Linked DNA regions of Homo sapiens: region 2 is linked to region 1. Evidence: chromatin contacts called from ENCODE Hi-C or POLR2A ChIA-PET data. All regions are on one chromosome and are shown on one strand. Each heading gives the region's core, a stretch centred on a gene start or an enhancer-like site at or near the end of the contact. The rest is flanking DNA. Distances are from core to core; before and after follow the strand shown. Region 1 holds the start of ZBTB12 (zinc finger and BTB domain containing 12). Region 2 overlaps BAK1 (BCL2 antagonist/killer 1).

Region 1 (3,380 bases), core at 645-3,144:
TAGGAATGTGGCTTTAAGCCTAGGTGCGTCTGACACAAAATCAGGTGTTCTTCCTCAAATCTACAAGGCCTAAATACAAAGAGAGCAGTTTAGAACAGACTCTTAGATTCAACAGAGGGAACTGGGTGCGGGCATACAAATCAGAGAATTTAAAAGAAAAAGGCAAAAAGTCAAGGTACCACCTAAACACTGTCTACGCTGCCTCCACCCTCCTGCCAAACAGCATCCCTTGAGTTCAAGAATTCAGTTTCAGCTCAAGAACAAACTTTTTATGGGTGGATGCTGGCTGAGCCAAAGAGGAATTACTTCAACAATCATTTGTTGCATGACCTTTTTTGGTGTTTTGTTTTGAGAAGGAGTCTTGCTCTGTCGCCCAGGCTGGAGTGCAATGGCGCAATCTAGGCTCACTGCAACCTTCACCTCCCAGGTTCAAGCGATTCTCCTGCCTCAGCCTCCCCAGTAGCTGGGATTACAGGCACCTGCCACCACGTCCAGCTAATTTTTGTATATTTAGTAGAGTCAGGGTTTCACCATGTTGGCCAGGCTGGTCTCGAACTCCTGACCTCAGGTGATCCACCTGCCTCGGCCTCCCACAGTGCTGGGATTACAGGCGTGAGCCACCACACCCTCCCTATTGCATGATTTTTATTTGCAAAACAAAACCCACAACATAATTCCTGCAACCAAGAAGTTTATAGTCTAATGGGGAAACCAGATATTGAACACATAATAAGAAACTTCATCAGAATTGAAATGTATGGAAAACGCACTAGTCTCCTGAAGGACGTAAAAAAGAAATCCAATTGGCAGGAAACAGTGGCATCTTCACGCGGACTTGGATAGGTGGGGAAGTGGGTGTAGGTACGAGGAAGTGGAAGGGAAGGCACCAGCCTTCAAGACGCTCCTAAGTGCTGTCGCTGAAGCTGTGGAGACTATAACTTAGTCTGAGAGAGACAAGAGAAAGAGAAGGCCCGGGCGCAGTGTTGAAGGGAAGTTTTGTTTAGAGCTGGACCTTGTCAGTCTGGAGGAGAGGTGAGGAATAAGGGGGACGGAGCGGTGGAAGATTAGAGTAGAATCATACTAACATAATAAATCACATCATTAAAATTAGTCCTAGGGTTAATTATATACTAAAGGTGAAATGGGCAAGGTCATCGATAGCACAAGCGGAGGGCGACTGCCTTGGCAAGAAGTTGGGATCAATCCTGAGAATGGAGGGGAGGGCGGGTGTGATTTTAAAGGACTGACATGGAGTGGAGGAAAGTTGAGGGCACTGGATCGTCTGGCTTTGTGGAAAGTGAAATCATATTTCAGGCCTGAAGGGCTGAGGCGGTTACTAGCTTTACAAGAGTTGGAAAAGCCTGGGAATGTGTCTGGAGCAACTGTGAGCACACTCAGCAGAGGAGGCAGGCGTGGGTAATAGCTACCAACAGCTCTGTTAGCCACGGGGCGGATGGGGCCCTGAGAGGTGCCACGGATGCACCCAGGGCAGCGCTCGGCACAGCTGGACCGGAGACGCACCACCCCTGGGAGCAGGTGGCAGCGCCCGCAGCCGAGAGAACGGGTGCGCGCGCGCGCTGCGGGATGCGGCGCGGGCGGGGCGCGGGGACGCGGAGCGAGTAGCGCCATGGGCAGCCGGGATTGGGGGGCGGGCCCGAGTGAGCGGGCCTCCGCGCGGCACTTGGCACGCACGCGCAAACTGGCCGCGGGGCTTGGAGGTACAGAGGAGGGGGAGCGAGAAAGAGGGGGGTGTGGAACGTATTTCCGCTCTGGCGGACAAATAATCCCGGCCAAAGAGGAGGCAAGGCCGTCCGGCCCTTTAACCGCGTGGGGGTGCTGGTGAAGAAAGGGGGGTCGGGAAGGGGGGATCCTGCTCCTTTAATTCCCTCCCCTCTTCCTCCTCCCCGAGTCCTAGCCGACGCCGCCGCCGCCGCGCGCGCGGGGCCTGGAACACACGGCACGAGCCGCCCCCGCCCCTCCCCCCTTACGCCCACGCGGAGCCGGCCCCGCGCGCGCGCGCGTCCCGTGCATCCCCGCGCCTGCGCGCTGCCCAGGCCCTGCCCGTGTGTGGGGGTCGCTGCCGGCCCCGGGGGGGGGTGGGGAAAATAAGGGATTAAAAAAACAGCGCGCGGAACCGGGCCAGGTGAGAGGAGCGTGCACTCAGGGTCGTGGGGCTGGGGGGGCGTGCCACGGAGCTCTGAGCGTGGGGGCAGGGCGTGCACGGTGCGTGCTGGCGGCGGGGGGGAGGACGTGAAAAGCGCGTGCAAACGTGTAAGGGGGGGGCGGAGGAATGAGGCAGCCGGTAAAGGGGGCGGGGTGAGAAGAGCCTGCAACCGGGGCCACCTTGGAGTCCAGAGCCCCAGGCCTCTGGCCCCCCTTTTTCTCCGTCCTTCCACCGTGGGCGCGCGGGCTCGCCCCATCCTAGCGGGCTGCTGGGCTGGGGGGTGTGGACGCCGCTGCCCCGCCCCCGAGAACCACGCCTCCCTCCTCTCAGAGGGACAGCACCTCCCCAGGGTTGGGGAAACTGAGGAAGAAATCTGAAGACCGGGAGATCGGATGCCGGGGGGCTGGGCAAGAATGGGGGCGAGGGTCCTGGAGCCTTGGCTTCGGAGAGCCAGAGACCTTTGTCTCTGACCGGTTTCCTTCCCAACCAGGGTTGCCCACCCCCGCCACAATGGCCTCTGGGGTGGAAGTCCTGCGCTTCCAGCTGCCCGGCCACGAGGCCGCAACGCTACGGAACATGAACCAGCTCCGGGCAGAGGAGCGGTTCTGCGACGTGACCATTGTGGCCGACAGCCTCAAGTTTCGAGGCCACAAGGTCATCTTGGCCGCCTGCTCACCCTTCCTGCGGGACCAGTTCCTGCTGAACCCCAGCTCGGAGCTGCAGGTCTCCCTGATGCACAGTGCACGCATCGTGGCCGACTTGCTCCTCTCCTGCTACACGGGCGCCTTGGAATTCGCTGTTAGGGACATCGTCAACTACCTTACAGCCGCCTCCTACCTGCAGATGGAGCACGTGGTGGAGAAATGCCGGAATGCCCTCAGCCAGTTCATTGAGCCCAAAATAGGCCTCAAAGAGGATGGGGTCAGTGAGGCTAGCCTTGTGAGCAGCATCAGCGCCACCAAGTCCCTCCTCCCTCCAGCCAGGACCCCAAAGCCAGCCCCGAAGCCCCCACCCCCACCTCCTCTACCCCCTCCACTCCTGCGGCCAGTGAAGCTGGAGTTCCCACTGGATGAAGACTTGGAGCTGAAAGCCGAGGAAGAGGATGAGGATGAGGATGAGGACGTGTCTGACATCTGCATCGTCAAGGTGGAGTCGGCCCTGGAGGTGGCACACCGGCTCAAACCCCCTGGAGGCCTGGGAGGGGGTCTGGGCATTG
Region 2 (3,478 bases), core at 577-3,076, 1.7 Mb before region 1:
GGTGGAGTCGCAGACCAGAGCTGTCTGAACTCACGTGTCAGAAGCCTCCAAGCCTGCCTCCCAAGGTCCTCTCAGTTCTCTCCCTTCCTCTCTCCTTATAGACACTTGCTCCCAACCCATTCACTACAGGTGAAGGCTCTCACCCCCATCCCTGGGGGCCTTGGGTGAGTGGCCTGCTAAGGCTCCTCCTTGCCCAGACTACAGGGCTTAGGACTTGGTTTGTTATATCAGGGAAAAGGAGTAGGGAGTTCATCTGGAGGGTTCTAAGTGGGAGAAGGACTATCAACACCACTAGGAATCCCAGAGGTGGGATCCTCCCTCATGGCTCTGGCACAGTGTAATCCAGGGGTGTAGATGGGGGAACTGTGAATACTTGAACTCTGTTCCCCCACCCTCCATGCTCCTCACCTGTCTAGGTCTCCTCAGGGTGGGGGGTGACAGTGCCTTCTCTATTGGGCACAGCCTAGGGTCTTGGGGGTCAGGGGGGAGAAGTTCTTGATTCAGCCAAATGCAGGGAGGGGAGGCAGATGGAGCCCATAGGCCACCCCCTATCCTCTGAGTGTTTGGAAATAAACTGTGCAATCCCCTCACCCTGACTTAGTTTTTGTATTCTCTGCTACCCCTCTTTCCATCAGGCCAGACTGTGGGAACCTGGGCACGCCTGGCATACATCTGGCTTATTACTGAATAAAACCTCACACTAGGCCTCTAGAATCCCATAGAGGCCTGAGTATGGTTCTGCAGCCCCCACTCCGATGGAAGGCGTTCGCCCCTCCCCATGAACTTCTCTCATCTCGTTGGGTTTCATGCAGTTTCCACCCTTTAGGAAGTCTGGGAGGTCCTTTAGCTACAGAGCTGGTGGAGCAGCTGCACATATCTGAGGACCCCCACAGGCTACCTCTGACCTGGGCTGAATTCTTCTCCCACCCTGGGGCTACCACCCACGCTGGTCCAAAAGGCCCTTCTCCCCCACATTTAGCTCTGCCTGGGACACAATGTCCCAGCTCCCCCTTCCTGATGTCTCCACAGTCAGCACACACGCAGGGCTTTCATTCTAGTTTTATGCTGCTTGGGAGTCCCTATGGGTACCCAGCCAGGGGTGATAAAAATAACAAGCATGGGGGCGTTTAAATGTTCCAAAATCTACAGTCTTTCCAGTCCTGGGCACCCTGGTCTGTGTTTCTGACGCCCTTCCAAAAGGGTCACATGCAAGTCCAAGAGAACTCGTGAGTTTCACCTTCACCCTCCTGGGGTGGGCTTGCCAAGCCCCTTTTCCCTCCACAAGGTCTTCAGAGTCTAGTACAGACGCGATCTTGGAAAAGGGAAAAGGCGGCGCTGCAGGCAGTGGTGGCTGGAAGGTGGTTGCTACAAGGCACCCCGCAGTGTACAGGAAAAGCTCACAGACAACATTTATAGAACACATACTGTGTGCCAGGCTTTATGCTGAGAGTTCATCATCTGCCCAAATAATAGGTAGGAGACGGGGGTGGGGGTACTCAAACTACTATTTACAGATAAGGAAACGGGTGCTTTCTCAGAGTCACCCAAGGAGTGAGGACTTGCCACCAGGAAACTGGCTCGAGTTTTACGTGGAGGCCGGAGAGCAATGTGGGGCTCGCGAGCACAGGTTTAAGAGGCCCAGAGTGCGGGGTCGCCTCCCTCCCGGAGCGATGCCATAGAGGTTAGAAGTGGGCGGCTGCCCGAGTCCAAGATGGCCGCCGCCGCGAGCACGCAAGCGTGCCCTTCCTTGGGCGGGGCCTTTGGGGCGCACCCACTCCAGCCTCTGGGCTTTGAACAGCATGCGGCATTGAGCGGCGAACAGATCGTTGCATCGCTGGAAGAAAGGCGGGTGGGCTGTGGTTAGCCTACTCGTCTAAGGAGCTGCAACGCTAACCGGAAAGGCATGGGTGGGGCAGCCCAAAAAGTTTTGGCCTGCACCGCCCCCCAACGCCCTCTATTCCGCTGCCAGGATATTCTGAAACCAGGGGGCGAGAAGTTAGGTCGGACACAGTCAGCCAGGGGCTGCGAGGATAACGGGAGTGTAGGGGCTCTGTGGGTATTAGGGAAGAGAAACCAAAAAAACTCATTTCTACTCAAACTGTGCGCTGCTTCTGAGATTGTGGCTTGGTTTCCACCAAATACGTCTGGGTTCGTCACAGTCTGTGATGTCACTGAGCTGGGGCAGCCCGGCCAGGGAAAGGAGCGGTGTGCAGCTGTCACCTGCTTAGTTCTGCAGTTTCAGTATGAATACCCGCCCTTCCTTGCACACAACAGCCTCACATTCTCCCCACCCCCACCCTGCCGTTTTACCTTCACGTATTTATTTTTACCTCCTCTGAAGAGTATATTTTAGAGAGTCACCGAGTGTCCATCCAAACCCTTTCATTTGAAAAAATCCTTCCTTAGCCTAAAATCACTCAGTATATTGAACAAGTTATTATGACATAGTCACCTGAATGCATTAAAATAAATTTACATGTATTCATTAAACTTAAACCACCATATCCACTAGTTTTTTTTGTTTTTGTTTTGTTTTTTCACCCGTGACAAAAATGTACCCCTCCTGCTCCAGTTGTATGCACTTCAGATGTAGAGGCCCCATTTTGTAAGATGCTTGTAAAATGTGGATTTAATTTTTTTTTTTTTTTTGAGACAGAGTCTCGCTCTGTCACCTAGGTTGGATGGAGTGCAGTGGCACAATCTCGGCTCACTACAACCTCCGCCTCCCGGGTTCAAGCGATTCTCCTGCCTTAGCCTCCCGAGTAGCTGAGACTACAGGCACGCGCCACCATGCCCGGCTAATTTTTTTTGTTGTTGTTGTATTTTTAGTAGAGACGGCGTTTCACCATTCTGGCCAGGCTGGTCTCGAACTCCTGACCTCATGATCTGCCCACCTTGGCCTCCCAAAGTTCTAGGATTACAGGCGTGAGCCACAGTGCGAGGCCCAAATGTGGATTTAATTCTATCTGAGCTGAACAGATAAGGATAATCATGATTTCGTGTGTGTGTGTGCGTGCGTGCATGCGTGTGTATGTGTGCGTGCATGCATGCGTGTGTGTGTGTGTGGAGAGAGAGAAAGAGAAGGGAGTTATTGAAGGTTGCTGGAGGTGCCCAAAGGTCAGGAACCAGAATCAGCAAAACCCAGCTTCTCCTGGGGTGTGTTGAGCTGTTGCTGGACACGTTAAAGGTGAACACTGGACTCCTGGGATATAAAAGTAAGACGTGAGAGGACAGGGGATTCAGTTCACTAGAAAATAATACAACAGGCTGGGCGCAGTGGCTCATGCCTGAATCCCAGCACTTTGGGAGGCCAAGGTGGGCAGATCATGAGGTCAGGAGTTCGAGATCGGCCTGACCAACATCGAGAAACCCTGTCTCTACTAAAAATACAAAAAATTAGCCGGGCATGGTGGTGCATGCCTCTAATTCCAGCTACTGTGGAGGCTGAGGCAGGAGAATCGCTTGAACTCGGGAGGCA

The links. A loop is a pair of places that touch in the nucleus more often than their neighbours do. ChIA-PET counts read pairs that join two places held with the same protein, here RNA polymerase II (POLR2A). Pooled maps may share reads with other maps.
Region 2: a loop to region 1 is called in a pooled map, with 4 times the contacts of the local background. The contact joins the enhancer-like site here to the promoter of ZBTB12 in region 1. A Hi-C loop is called at or near these places in 1 of 50 pooled maps. POLR2A ChIA-PET finds 5 or more read pairs at or near these places in 2 of 52 experiments (activated B cell and activated CD4-positive, alpha-beta T cell).

The regions. Positions count from the first base shown.
Region 1 is chr6:31,900,600-31,903,979 of GRCh38, reverse strand. ZBTB12 (zinc finger and BTB domain containing 12) reads left to right here and starts at 1,894. Exons shown (of 2, transcript NM_181842.3): 1 at 1,894-2,143; 2 at 2,655-3,380. The coding sequence starts at 2,675. It also overlaps a transcript of C2 not described here.
Region 2 is chr6:33,569,664-33,573,141 of GRCh38, reverse strand. It overlaps BAK1 (BCL2 antagonist/killer 1), which reads left to right. Exons shown (of 6, transcript NM_001188.4): 6 at 1-590. Among named protein-coding and RNA genes, the nearest start is that of BAK1, 8.9 kb to the left of the region's middle. RefSeq lists an enhancer at 1,436-1,725. Within about 2 kb of position 1,826, at least 36 of the 41 ENCODE cell types and tissues checked have a DNase peak (open chromatin) inside an H3K27ac peak, as active enhancers do.